Regions from separate parts of the Homo sapiens genome. Here regions 2 and 3 are each linked to region 1. The links are chromatin contacts, found by Hi-C or POLR2A ChIA-PET in ENCODE. All regions are on one chromosome and are shown on one strand. The core of a region is the stretch at or near the end of the contact, and the rest is flanking DNA. Distances in the headings are between cores, read along the strand shown. Region 1 holds the start of ARHGEF3-AS1 (ARHGEF3 antisense RNA 1). Region 2 has its middle 40 kb from the start of ARHGEF3-AS1. Region 3 has its middle 52 kb from the start of ARHGEF3-AS1.

What was found. Hi-C counts contacts between places; a loop is a spot of excess contacts on that map. ChIA-PET counts read pairs that join two places held with the same protein, here RNA polymerase II (POLR2A). Pooled maps may share reads with other maps.
Region 2: a loop to region 1 is called in a map of endothelial cell of hepatic sinusoid, with 2.8 times the contacts of the local background. The contact joins the enhancer-like site here to the promoter of ARHGEF3-AS1 in region 1. A Hi-C loop is called at or near these places in 7 of 168 maps with a recorded cell type or tissue (CD4-positive, alpha-beta T cell, Right ventricle myocardium superior, dorsolateral prefrontal cortex and 3 more) and 10 of 50 pooled maps. POLR2A ChIA-PET finds 5 or more read pairs at or near these places in 2 of 52 experiments (MCF 10A and OCI-LY7).
Region 3: a pooled map shows a loop between it and region 1 (1.9-fold over the local background). The contact joins the enhancer-like site here to the promoter of ARHGEF3-AS1 in region 1. A Hi-C loop is called at or near these places in 4 of 50 pooled maps. POLR2A ChIA-PET finds 5 or more read pairs at or near these places in 2 of 52 experiments (activated naive CD4-positive, alpha-beta T cell and naive thymus-derived CD4-positive, alpha-beta T cell).

The regions. Positions count from the first base shown.
Region 1 is chr3:56,937,865-56,942,242 of GRCh38, forward strand. It overlaps ARHGEF3-AS1 (ARHGEF3 antisense RNA 1), which reads left to right and starts at 2,176. Exons shown (of 3, transcript NR_046572.1): 1 at 2,176-2,313; 2 at 2,717-2,792. It also overlaps a transcript of ARHGEF3 not described here.
Region 2 is chr3:56,978,021-56,982,378 of GRCh38, forward strand. It overlaps a transcript of ARHGEF3 not described here. Among named protein-coding and RNA genes, the nearest start is that of ARHGEF3-AS1, 40 kb to the left of the region's middle. Within about 2 kb of position 2,936, at least 5 of the 41 ENCODE cell types and tissues checked have a DNase peak (open chromatin) inside an H3K27ac peak, as active enhancers do.
Region 3 is chr3:56,885,627-56,889,460 of GRCh38, forward strand. It overlaps a transcript of ARHGEF3 not described here. Among named protein-coding and RNA genes, the nearest start is that of ARHGEF3-AS1, 52 kb to the right of the region's middle. RefSeq lists a silencer at 1,905-1,964. Within about 2 kb of position 1,470, at least 4 of the 41 ENCODE cell types and tissues checked have a DNase peak (open chromatin) inside an H3K27ac peak, as active enhancers do.

The DNA of each region.
Region 1 (4,378 bases), core at 926-3,425:
GCATAAATTAAATGGACTTCCCTGAAGTCAGAGCTTTACACTTAACACAAATTTTCATCTGTCCATAAAAAAGTAATCAGTCTCATTCCCCCTTTTCTCTAAATGAAATGTTAGGTCGAATCAGCCCTGAGGTACAAAAACACATCATGTAGCAGTATTCTGCTGTATAAGAATGTCTCCTCTTCCCTGAATGTGTATTAACCAAGGGGTCAGGTGCTGGTGGTCCTTGCTGCTGCTACAGCATCTAATACCGCTGGTTTTATTTCCAGCACCACGTGGGAGTTGGCAGTAACAGTCATGCACAAAAAAGCTGGTCCTGGAGTTGTGTTCATTGAGATTTCCAGGGTTGGATGGCAGAGAGAGCCTGAGTGGAGACTGACAAATGCAGGAGGCCCAAAAATCAAGGAAGAAAAGAATTTTAATCTTCACACTTATATAGGGCAGCCCATTTTAAAATGGGCCCCATGCAATCAAGATTAATGATTATTAGTTTTTAGAGACTACTAATTTCAATTACGGAGGAAGAATAAGTTTGTAAGACTTATTCATCTTCGATAATAGAATATATTTTAAGTGATGTTACTTATAATTAAGTGGTTAGTAAGTCAAATGTGTGCACCTAACACAGACAAGAAGGGATGGAAGGAGCAAAAGATACCTAATATTCATGAGGCATCTGGTTACACTAAATATGCATGAGACTTACAAGGCACTAAATATACAGAGGCACTAAGAACACATGAGCACGTAACATACATGAGGCCTTAGCTCGGCTCCCCGTTGAAGATAACCTATTCTAGCCTCATGTGTCTTCTGCCCAAGAGATAAAACAGAAATTAGCCAGCTGTTCATCCAGCTAATTGGCAAACCGCAGTACAGACCAGGCGTACTTGTCCCTGAGTCTCTTTGATAAAGCTAGTGTGTGCCACTGGCCCAGGGCGCCTTTGTCTGTGAGTCTCTTGCTTGAAGTTCAACTCCAGTCCTTGTAGATGCATCGTCAGTCATGAAAGCTGACACTGTACAGAGAGATAGGACATTTGGACATTGCGAAGCCCAGGACTCAGGTAGTGTGGTCCTTCCATCCTGCCTGCACTCTCTGTGAAGTGTGTTAATGGATCCCATCTTTTTCCCCTTGCTTCTAGCTGTGTCTTTCAATTGATTTAACGGGCAGTATGATTTGGGCATTTAAAGGGGGGTGGTATTCGAGCCACAATCCAATCTCGTCCAGTCTATTCAGTGGGCCACACTCACTGTGAAGAGGAAGAAGTTGATGACAGAGAAGAAAATCCAATAACAGGACTTTTACCAACCTCCACGCAAGAGGCTTCAATTCCCATTCCCAGATTCAGACACAGGCAGAAAGAGAAATAAACCTAACACGGAGGAAAGAAAGGGAAGTTTCGGCTTCAGAAAAGGAGGATTTTCTAAATAGGTATGTTCCCTCAGTTCTCGACATCACCATCTCCTCTCATGCTTTCAAATACATAAGGCTCTTTTGGAGGTAGCAAGATCACTACCATGACATTTTTGTGTGTGTAATAAAGGCTACATTTGATTAAAATTAAAAATAAAAATTTCAATGAACAGTCATCAATACGACTAACCACAAAACAATACTGAGACTGATTCTTGGACCACCTTCTGTTTAAAACCCCTGACTGAACCCCAATACTTCCCAACAGTCTAGAAATGGCTTAAGAACACAATTTTCTAGGACCTGCTATTATTTTGATTCATCCCGAGGACTATTATGTTTTATGTCTTGCTGAATAGCTTGCCAAACAGGCTGTTCTTGCTCCCAGAAGAGATTGTCCAGGTTGAAAAAAAATCAATAACTAAATGGACTGCTTCTAACCAAAGATGAAAGAAGAGGAGTTAGGAGTTTTGCCCACATGGAGTCAGACAGGAAAAAATGGAATCAGGATGATTACCTTTTATGATAGGAGGACAGATAGGGAAGAATTTTGTAGGCAGGAATTATTTGTATCTGCTCCAGTGCCTCCTTCTCCTTCTAGAAACTGCCCCTTCTCCCCCATTGTTACTATGGTTACCATAGGAGTCACCATGGTGGTACAGCATAATCCCACTCCCTGGCCACTGCTGATTGGTCCAAGAGTATCCACTTGATCCAAGTTGGACCAATCAGAATCCCTCCCTAGTAATTCTGGCTCTGAGAGAGAGAGAAGGCTGTCTCTCTGTAGATGGCTGTGTTTCAACTGTACTGAGAAATGGAAAAAGTCAGTTGGCCAAGCAAAAGTGCTAAGAGCAGAGAGGAGTCAAGAATCCTCATGGGCTTCCAGTGCCTGGTTCAAGGTACTTCTGAGCCTCCACTGCATTCCACGAAATACTTCCCATACCCCTGTACCTTTAAAAACTCTCCTTAAGCTAATTTGAGTTGAATTCCTGTCACTTGCAACTAGGATTTTGTAATTAACCCAGAAGGCCAAAGTAAAAGCATATTTTACCCTGCATAACTCTGGAACCAAAAAGGGACTAAGCAAGGACTAATCAAAACGATAACTATATAAAATAAACAGGCATCTAGAAACTCAAAAATGCAAATCTGCTCAACTGGCACACAAGCCTACTGTTAACTCCCACAGACCTCACATATGGCCAGAAAAAGAAACGGCTTTGAATCTAAGAATGAGCTCCAATGTTCCTGGCATATTTTTGGTGTCAGCAGGTTGAAGATGACGTGAGCTTTCCCTCACAGGTGTCAGGATCTATACAGCCTGGCTTCTCTACTGCCTGAAGGGAAATGAGACAAGCAGGACTAAGTGGAAACCCAGGTATGGTCGGTTTTGCCTTTATGAGGGGGCAGCTCACATTTAAAAAAAAAAGCATCTGTTAAATACTTATCTTTAGAAAACAGTCATCTCAGGAATAAAGGAACCCTAGTTATATGGAGCTAATATTTTCTGCGCTTACCTACATGAGAGACATTCTTCGGGTCACTTTACACACATAATTACTAAGTCTCTGGTTTTCAGAAAATGGCATTATTTTCCATACCTATTTTGCAGATAAGAGACCCGATGCTCTGAAATGTGTCTGAAGCCCCCAATCTGGCATTCTGACCCCAAAGCATATACCTTTTCACCATCTAAGCATTTGTTATGGCTGCCAAGCACTGTCCACCAAACTCAGACTCTGGGCTGACCAATAAAACTGCTAACCCCAAGGGCGCATGGAAGTAGCCTCTAGACTGACTCTCAGAGAGGTGGGGAGAACTGGGAGAGGAGGTGGGGGCAAACATCTTGAAGCACTGCAGAGCACACCACAGCATGTGCCAGCCCCTTCTGTGTACCCAGATTTCATCAGTCCCCAGAGGCTTAGCCACAGCACATGTTCTGTTTTTGAGGCAGAGTCTCGCTCTGTCGCATAGGCTGGAGTGCACTGGCATGATCTTGGCTCACTGCAACCTCCGCCTCCTGGGTTCAAGCAATTCTCCTGCCTCAGGCTCCCAAGCAGCTGGGGTCCCAGGAGTGTGCCAACACATCTGGCTAATTTTTGTATTTTTAGTAGAGACAGGGTTTTGCCATGTTGGCCAGACTGGTCTCAAACTCCTGATCTCAAGTGATCCACCTGCCTTGGCCTCCCAAAGTGCTGGGATTACAGGCATGAGCCATGATGCCCGGCCCACAGAACATGTTCAATGAAACACCCCGATGTGTTCTAAGACCTGAAACTTTTAATATAAGCCTCCTGTTGCTTGTGGAAGATTGTGATTGTGGAAGGAGTTCTTTTTTAATTATTCTACGTGTATTATTTTGCTAATTATAAAGGCAATACACACTCTCTTTAAAAAATTCAGACTTTATAAAAAATATGTAACTAACACAACAACAGTTCTCTGGGACTTCATCTACTCCATATTGTTGTTCATCAGTGACGAGACTTCTTTCTATGTATATATTAATATATTTTTTCCCCGTAAGAAGGGATCACTTTAGTTTTTATGGTTTTAATGTGCTTTTCTTTAGTTATGGTTTAAATCCTATAAATATATGCTTTACATTATATGCCTCTGCATCAATTGCACTTGTTACAATCATCACATTGTTGAGAACACAGGCTCTGAAACCAGACTGACTGGGTTCAAAAGCTACATCCACTACTTAATTGCTGTGGGTCTTTGGGGATGATTCTGGTAGAAGTTTTCCCATTTGAAAACTGGGGATAATAATAATATTGACTAAATAGTGCTGTAGGGGAATGTGATTACTTGCAAAGTACTAGGAGCAGTAGCTAGCACATTCCAAAGGCTAACAAATGAAATACATTATTATTGCTATTGTTTTTATTACAAGGATCTCTCATTTTACTGCACTTGGCTTTATTGCACTTTGCAGGTGCCACAAACTGAAGGTTTGTG
Region 2 (4,358 bases), core at 1,686-4,185, 41 kb after region 1:
AAGGCCAACAGATCCATATACACCCTGCTGAGCACAGGGAGACATGCCAGCATTCAGTGGGGACCCCAGGTGCGGTCACCCCCGCCCCGTACTAGGCTACATGGCTTCTCTGAAAAGATAAATTTATCAAAATAAGCCTACTACCTTTATTTGACAAAGATGTCACTGGACAAAACACCTTTTAACACATGAAAACCATGAATGAACCTTCAGAAGTCTTTAAAGTCAAATGGATAGCACTCAAAAATTTCTAGAAGATTCTGGAATTATCATTCCCATACTGTCAGCAGTGGTGATTTCTCAAGGTTAGGATTGATCCGGGGAACTTGCATGTGCCATGTCACACGTTCCTACACTGTCTAAAATTTTATGACATGTACATTTTTGTAATAAGAAAATTTTAGTTTATTTGAAAAAGAAAACTGAAATGCTTTGCCATAACATAGCTCACAAAATAAAAAACCCAATCAATCAATAAACAAACAAAAAGTACTCACCCTCCCTACTAACTAGCCAAATGGAAATTTAAATAAGTTAGCATGTTTATATTTCAAATTAGCAACTTCTATATGGGCATATCAAATGCAAGAAAGAATGTGGAGAAAACAGGCACTGTGCTTCACAACTATAAATGTATATATTGACGTGAAATTTCCACAGGGTAATTTGACATCATTTTCCAAGAGCATTAAAATGACCCAAAAGTTCATCCTAACGATAATTAATTGGACAAAATAACCACAAACATGGGCCTAGCAATAAGGGTACAGCTCCTAACATTGCCAGAGAGGGAGAAGCTAGACAGAGCTCACACAGCCAACAATAGGAACCAGTTATTAAGAAAGCCCCTTGAGGCTGGGTACAGTGGCTCACACCTATAATCCCAGCACTTTGGTAGACTAAGGCTGGAGGATCACCTCTGGCCAGGAGTTCAAGACCAGACTGGACAAGAAAGTGAGCCCTCACCTCTACAAAAAATAAAAAAATTAGCCGGCCATAGTGGCATGCACCTGTAGTCCCAACTACTTGGAAGACTGAGGTGGGAGGATGGCTTGAGCCCAGAGCCCAGGCTGCAGTGAACTATGATTGCACCATTGTACTCCAGCCTGGGCAACACAGTGAGACCTTACCTCTAAAAGAAAGAAAGCTCCTTGAAAATTTCTACATATCCAATAAGGTAGCAGCAAAAAGACTTACTTATTCCACATTGTGAAAATATGGAATTATCTGGATTTGGCACCTTTAATTGCATGCTTTCATTCCACACTCATCCCATTTTGCAACTGAGTAAACTGAGACCCAGATATATTCAACTGTTTGCCCTGCAGTGGTTGGGACAGGTTCACAGTGTTATTTGCCATTGCATCCGTGGTAGGGCCAAGCTCGTTCCTGCTGCCACAGGAGGCCCAAGCCAGGGGCAGAGGCATCTCTTCAAAATCCTCTTCCCCCAAGATGCCACACCTTCCCAAGGGCTCTCAGCCCTGTCCAGCTGCCACAGGCAGCCAGAGACAAGGCACAGGCCCAGGAATAAAGCCGGGGTCTGTGAGCAAGGCCCTCACTAGGAATAAAGTAGGCCCCCTCCAAAGAAGGTCTGGTCCACATCACGACTGCAGGTGGTGCTTATCCTAGATCGCCTCTCAGCCCATGGCAACGCTGGGGCTCAGAGAGGTCAGCTTCCCTGTCTTAAATCAGCCAGCCAACGAGGATGTGAATTCCTTTTCTTAGCCCTTTGTGGGTGACTCAGTTTCCTCATCTAGAAAATGGGGAAAATAATTGTACCAACTTACAAGGGTTTGGTTGTTATGAGAGTTAAAGGACTCAATCCTTAGAAGGTGCTTAGAACATTTCCTGACCTATAGGAAGCATCCTGTGCAGCTCTTATTTCTGCAGTGAGACTACTGACGGTGGTGGTTAGAAGCAAGGGCTCTGGAACCAGCTGCGTGGGTTCTGATCACACATCGACCACTCACTTGCCCTGTGACTCCAGGCAGGTTACCTAACTCTTTGTGCCTCAGATTCCTCATTTGTGAATTGAGAATGATGATGATAACTCACGCGCACCTCAACTTACAATGGTAAGTCGAAAATGCACTTAATACCCTTAACCTACCAAACATCACAGCTCAGCTTACCCTACAAATCCAATAAGTAAGGCAGTAGCAAGAAGACTTGCTTATGCCACATTGTGAAAATATAGAATTATCTGGATTTGGCACCTTAATGCATGCTTTTAAAGCCTAGCCCACTTAAACATGCCCAGAACACTCACATTAGCCTACAACTGGGCAAAATTATTAAACACAAAGCCTGTTTTGTAATACAGTGGTGAATATTTCATGTAATTTACTGAAAACTGTACTGAAAGTGAAAAAAAGAAGAATGGCTGTATGGGGACTCAAAGTACAGTTTCTCCTGGATACGTGTCACTCTCACACCATCAGAAAGGCTAAAAACTGTAAGGCGACTCATTGTGGGTCGGGACCATATATAGTACCTACGTAGGTTAGTGGGAATAATCACGTTATCTACCTTAGCTCTTAGAAGAGCTAAGAACAGTACCCATAATGAGTACAATGGTCCTAATATGTAAAGTGCATGTTAGCTGCTATGAATATTATGTCACTCTGTCTCCTATTAGCCCATTAGGAATGGCACCACTACCAACAGTAGTCATTATTCTGGCTGACAAGAACCTGAAGTATGTTCTCCTACGAGTGGGTGCCATTATCGTTCAGATTTACAGATGGGAAACTCAGGTGCAGAGAGCTCAAGTAACTTGACTTGGGTCACACAGCCAAGAAGCAGCAATGCTACCAGGCTTCAAGTCAAGTTCATCGGCCTCCGAGGCTCTTGCCTGACTGCACTACCCACCTCAATATCCACATGGCCTGTGGCTGCCTACTTGTGCAATTGTATGACTGCCAGTACTTCCTGGAGAGGGTGATGCATGGTTTTCTGGCTTTGAGATGACTCACTCCCAAGCCTTCCACCATTCAACACAAATGCTGGCCCCTGCAGACGTCTGACTAACAGAAAGTCACATCAGCAGAGTCGCCAAGGAGCAATCCCTGTCTTCCCTCCCCATCTTCCTGGGGAAATACATTGGTATGTGTCTGTCAAGATAAGATATAACCATTAAAACAAAATTCTGGACTGAGATATCTGCTTGGTGTCTTGGAAACACATGCCGATGTCCACACAGCTGGTTTTCCCTACAGCTGTTGGTAGTCATGTTTCAACTATGGCCTACTCATAAGTTTGCACTGGAAGATGAGGCCAGGGTAAATCTTTCTTAATGCATCATTCTAGCCTTTAAAGCATGACATCCATGACAGTGAAGCTCACTTTCCATTACCAGACTGAAAAGTTGGCAAAGCTTTGCTGCACACTATAAAGGCAGAGGTGTAGGTAGGTGCCACCAGCAAGGAGCAGCATAGCTTGAGCAGAGGTGGGTCTCATGTCCTTCACGGCTTCCTCAGCAATTCACCAACAGAGCTAGTTGTTGAATAAAAACAAAACAAAAAAAAACTTCTACCCAGGATCCATAACCCTGTATTATTTCAAACCTGGTAATTTAATTCAGTCATATCTGTTTTCAGATAATGTATCTAAAACTCAAACAGATCACAAGCTGGAAGGATCCTCAGAGAACCAGCTGACCACCCTCATTTAGGGACTGGAGCACTAAGACCTGGCCAAGCTCACATGGTCTGTTGGTCACAGGCTGGGACCCTTGAAGGTCTCCCTGTTTTCAGGCTGTTTTTTCAGCCCTTCCTGCTTCCTTAATCCAAGTGTTGTCAGAGTGGACATCTGCTGTTCCTCACTGCCCAGCATTTAGTCCCCATTCTTCTGCTAACAGCACCCAGATTTTCTGTTGGGGGATGCCCTCTCCCCTTTGGGACACTGTGATTCAGGAAGGGCCAACCCCAGGCTCCAGAGATGGGCATGTAACCTGGCCTGTTCAGTGGGAGTGGCCCCAAGACTTTGGCTGGCATTAAAGAACAGATATACAGTCCTTCTGGGACAGGCACTGAGCTGATGAGATGCAAACTTGGAGCTGTGCAGGGCATCTTGTGCAGAAAGCTTACCTGAGAAAGAAGCTAACCTGGGGAAAGCAGAGCAAGAGACCAAGAGAGAGAAGGCTCCTAATGACACAGATTAACCACCTGGATCGAGCTATGCCTGAAGGTAGCCTATCACTAGACTTGCCAGTGATAAAAAGTGAGCTCTCTTTAAAAAAAAAAAAAAAGTAAGCAAGCGTACATTCTATTTCTGTCACATGCAACCAAAAGAACTATGCTTTGTTTCTTTGCAAAAGTTCATTAAAGAAAGCATCAAAATGGGAATGTTCCCAGGGG
Region 3 (3,834 bases), core at 220-2,719, 53 kb before region 1:
CTTTGGAGCCAAGCCTCATGAGTTCCCCCAACCCAGTTCCTGCCAGATACTGCCACCTGCTCCAAGTGTCAAATCCAGAAGACAAATGGCCTCCAATGGTCTTTTTAATTCAGCCATAGACAGTCAATCTGGGATAGAATGATCTCCTTAAGGAACCCACATGTTTTATAAAATAAAAACTGCATGAATTATGAAAATGAATTTTCTTTTCAATTTTCTTACATAGGGAGGTGACTGACCACTGCCAGCAACAAAAAAGTAGCCTGAAGTTTAAACTCTGGGCTCAGAACGAAAATTTCACAAACCATCACTAAGTCACTTGTTCATTTGCTCTGTGTTCACTGAGCACTTTTGACACGCAAAACCCCATTCTGGGTCCTTGGATATAGCAGTGAATGAGCCAGGCATGTTCCCTGCCCACTAGTTTGGAGTAAAAATAAAACAAAGTAATTACAGATTGTGATCTCTGTCATGAATGAGTCAGATAAGGTGCTAAGACAGAGGCTAGCAGGGCAGACCCATTTTAGAAAGATAATTTTATTTAATTGTTTTCTGGGTTTTGGTTGACCTTTTCATGAGACATAAGCCCATGAAGGCAGGACTTGGTCAGTCATGCTCACAGTCCCAGAGCCTGGGACAATCCCTGGTACACAGCCAGCTTCCCTTAAAATAGGATTTCTGGATTTTGTTGATCCTCTTGGTCCTCCTCCCTTTGCTTGTCTTCTTCACTAATTGCCCAACTCGAGAGGGCCACAGGAAGAGAGAACAGAAAGGACCTGGTGAAGAAGGGCGTACAGATGGAAACACCACATAAAGACATTTCACGCTCTACCCAGGAACTGGGATTTCTAGAATATTGGGGTGTTGACCTCATGCCAGTGATCTACAGAGTAGCTCATGGAAGAAATCACCAGTTGGAAATAAGCCACGGAAACATAAACAAATGAGCATCTCAGAAAGCAGAGAGTGCAACAGGACACGGCACTCACTTTGAACTTCACTGGAGCTACTACTACTAATAATTCACACTGATAATAATGAAAGCTTTAGCCTATTGAACGCTCACTACATGTCAGGCACAGAGCTAAATCCTTATATGCATGATCTCATTTGATCCTCATAACTACCCCATGAGGTAGGTGGATAATGGTTATCATCTCCATTCTACAGAGTAGGAGATGAAGGCTCAAAAAGGGGCAGGAATTTGTCCAGGGTTTCATGATTAGCAAGTGGCAGAGCCTGGATTCAAATCCAGGTCTTTCCTACTTCAAACTATGTGCTTCCCCACCATGCTGTCCCGTCCCAGAGTCTGGGATGGCACATCAGACCTGCACAGAAGGTCTAGGAAGGTGTTGAGCATGAGGAATATGGCAAGAAAATAACCTTTATTCTACTAGAGAGACTGGTCTTCAAGACCACAGCACACACTGTCTAGACCAAATCAATTTTGTGGTCCTTTCTAGTTTTAAGAGCTATCAGTGTCTGCTATCAGGTAGCAGGCATTGGTGGCAAGCACTGGTGGCAAATAGGTTACGTCTCACTTGCCATCCAGAATGTCTGGTAGTGTTTGTTTGGAGCACTGTATTGAGAAGGACTGCACAGCATAGCAAGCCAGAGAATGCTGTGATCACAATTAGCAACATGTGCTGGGGAACGAATTGGGGCACAGCAGCAAGGGCGTCCCGCTGCCTAGAATAACCCCATTTCCTTCTTGAGTTCTGCTTCTCCTGCCTTGGGAGGCTACAGTATTATACCTGGGATCTTGGGAGGTATCAGGAGGAGGCTGAGACTCTGGGATGTTATCTGTAGAGTAGAAATAATGCCTTCCAGGTTAGGGTGTTGTGAGGATCATAGATGTTGGGTGACAAGACCTGGCACATAGTAAGTGCACAGTAAGTGGCAGCTCCTGTTATGAATTGCCCACAGGAAGTAAAAAATGCCATTTTACTTCCTCTGCATAAAAAACCACTGATCAGTTACCTGGGGGCGTTCCCAGGCAGGAAGGGCACTGTGTGTGAACTGTGCATTTGCACACTTGGTCTGACAGGTTCCCAGCCAATTTGAGGAGCCAAGGACCCACCCTGTTATTCTTGTCAAATTTACTGAAGCAAAGGCACAGTCCACTTCCCTTTCAACCATGAAAACAAAGCACCTTCGGTGAGCCCAATAATTGTGCTGTAGTCTCTGCACTCTGATTTCAGCACATAACTTTAACCCCTCAGTGCCCTGTGCTGAGCAGTAGGTCAGTGAATAATTTCTAAATGGGTGACTAAAAGAAAGAATGAATAAAGGAGGCCAGTGTTTTTGAGGTGACACCTTTCCCTTTCATTAACCACCTGGTGGCAAAAGGGCAGCCAAAATTAAATCAAAAACCTCAAAAGTGAAGGTCATTGAAGGCTTAAATTCTTCAACCTCAAATCTCCTTGGAGAAAAAACCTGCCCATTCAAGCTAAGATTCTTGTTTTTCAAATAAGAGCTTTTTTTTTTTTTTTTCTTACCAGCAGGGGCATTTATTTTCCTTAAAATGCACAGACATGTTAAAAGAAATTACAGTTGTTTAGACATTGGTCCAAGTGGGACATTGGCCATTTCCACTCCTACGAAAAGGAATGTCAGATCTGTTCAAGGGTGAGGCACATCCCTGACCAACGAATCTATCCATGTACTGCCCTGGGCGACAGTCTGGGGACTCAGTCTCTGTGCTTTAAGAGCAAGTAATCCAAGATTGATAACACCTCAGATGGAAAGGGAACATCCAGCTGAACCAAACCCTAAATGAACTTAATGGGCACCTGACCCCTTTGTCTCAATGCCACGTGCCTATATGGGGGTGGGGAGAAAGGCAGTTACAGAGGAGAATTTGTGGGCACAATAGACCTGCATGTAGTCTCTAAGTCCTTAGCCCTGCAGGTTATATATTTGCTATAGACCACTTTCTAGAAGTGCTCAAGTGCTGAAAAAACCCTACCACTGCTTCTTAAAAAAGCAACCAGGGGCCAGGCATGGTGGCTCACGCCTGTAATTCCAGCACATTGGGAGGCCGAGGCAGTTGGATCACCTGCGGTCAGGAGTTCCAGACCAGCCTGGCCAATATGGTGAAACCCCGTCTCTACTAAAAATGTAAAAATTAGCTGGGCATGATTGTGTGCACCTGTAATCTCAGCTACTTGGGAGGCTGAGGCAGGAGAATCGCTTGAACCTGGGAGACGGAGGTTGCGGTGAGCCGAGATCGCACCATTGCACTCCAGCCTGGGCAATAAGAACGAAACTCCATCTCAAAAAAAAACAAAAACAAAAACAAAAAACAAAAATGACCAGGGGGTCCCTTTGCTAATTTGCAATAGAGCAAAGTCCTGTGCATATTCCAATGGGAGGTCTCATGGAGATATGGGTATTCCTGGAAGGATCAAGTGAACATTGCCAGAGACTCGTTACTGCCTCTGCTTGAGAGATCCTGCTAGCTTGACCTTCACCTGAACCTTTCGACCCACTTTCACAAACATTATTGTTTCCAGGACACTCTGTGGCTATCTCTTTTTAGGGTTGGCTACCTTCTGATATCACAAGGCAGACATCTGAATCTCATCGGTAAATAACCCATGAACAAACTGCCTTTTCGGTTGTCCTGGGGAAGATTCTCTGTGAAAAGCACTGATCCTATCCTTACCCGACAACAGATTCTCAGAAGAGCTGGCCGTGGTCCAAGCCTGAATAGCGTGTCCTTACCTGGCTTAACTTCCATCCTCTCCAGACCTCCTTTGAGGTTTTGAGAAAATCACCAGGTGCCTTCCAATACAAAAGTGGAGGGAAACAGACGCTGGAATTGGGCACCTA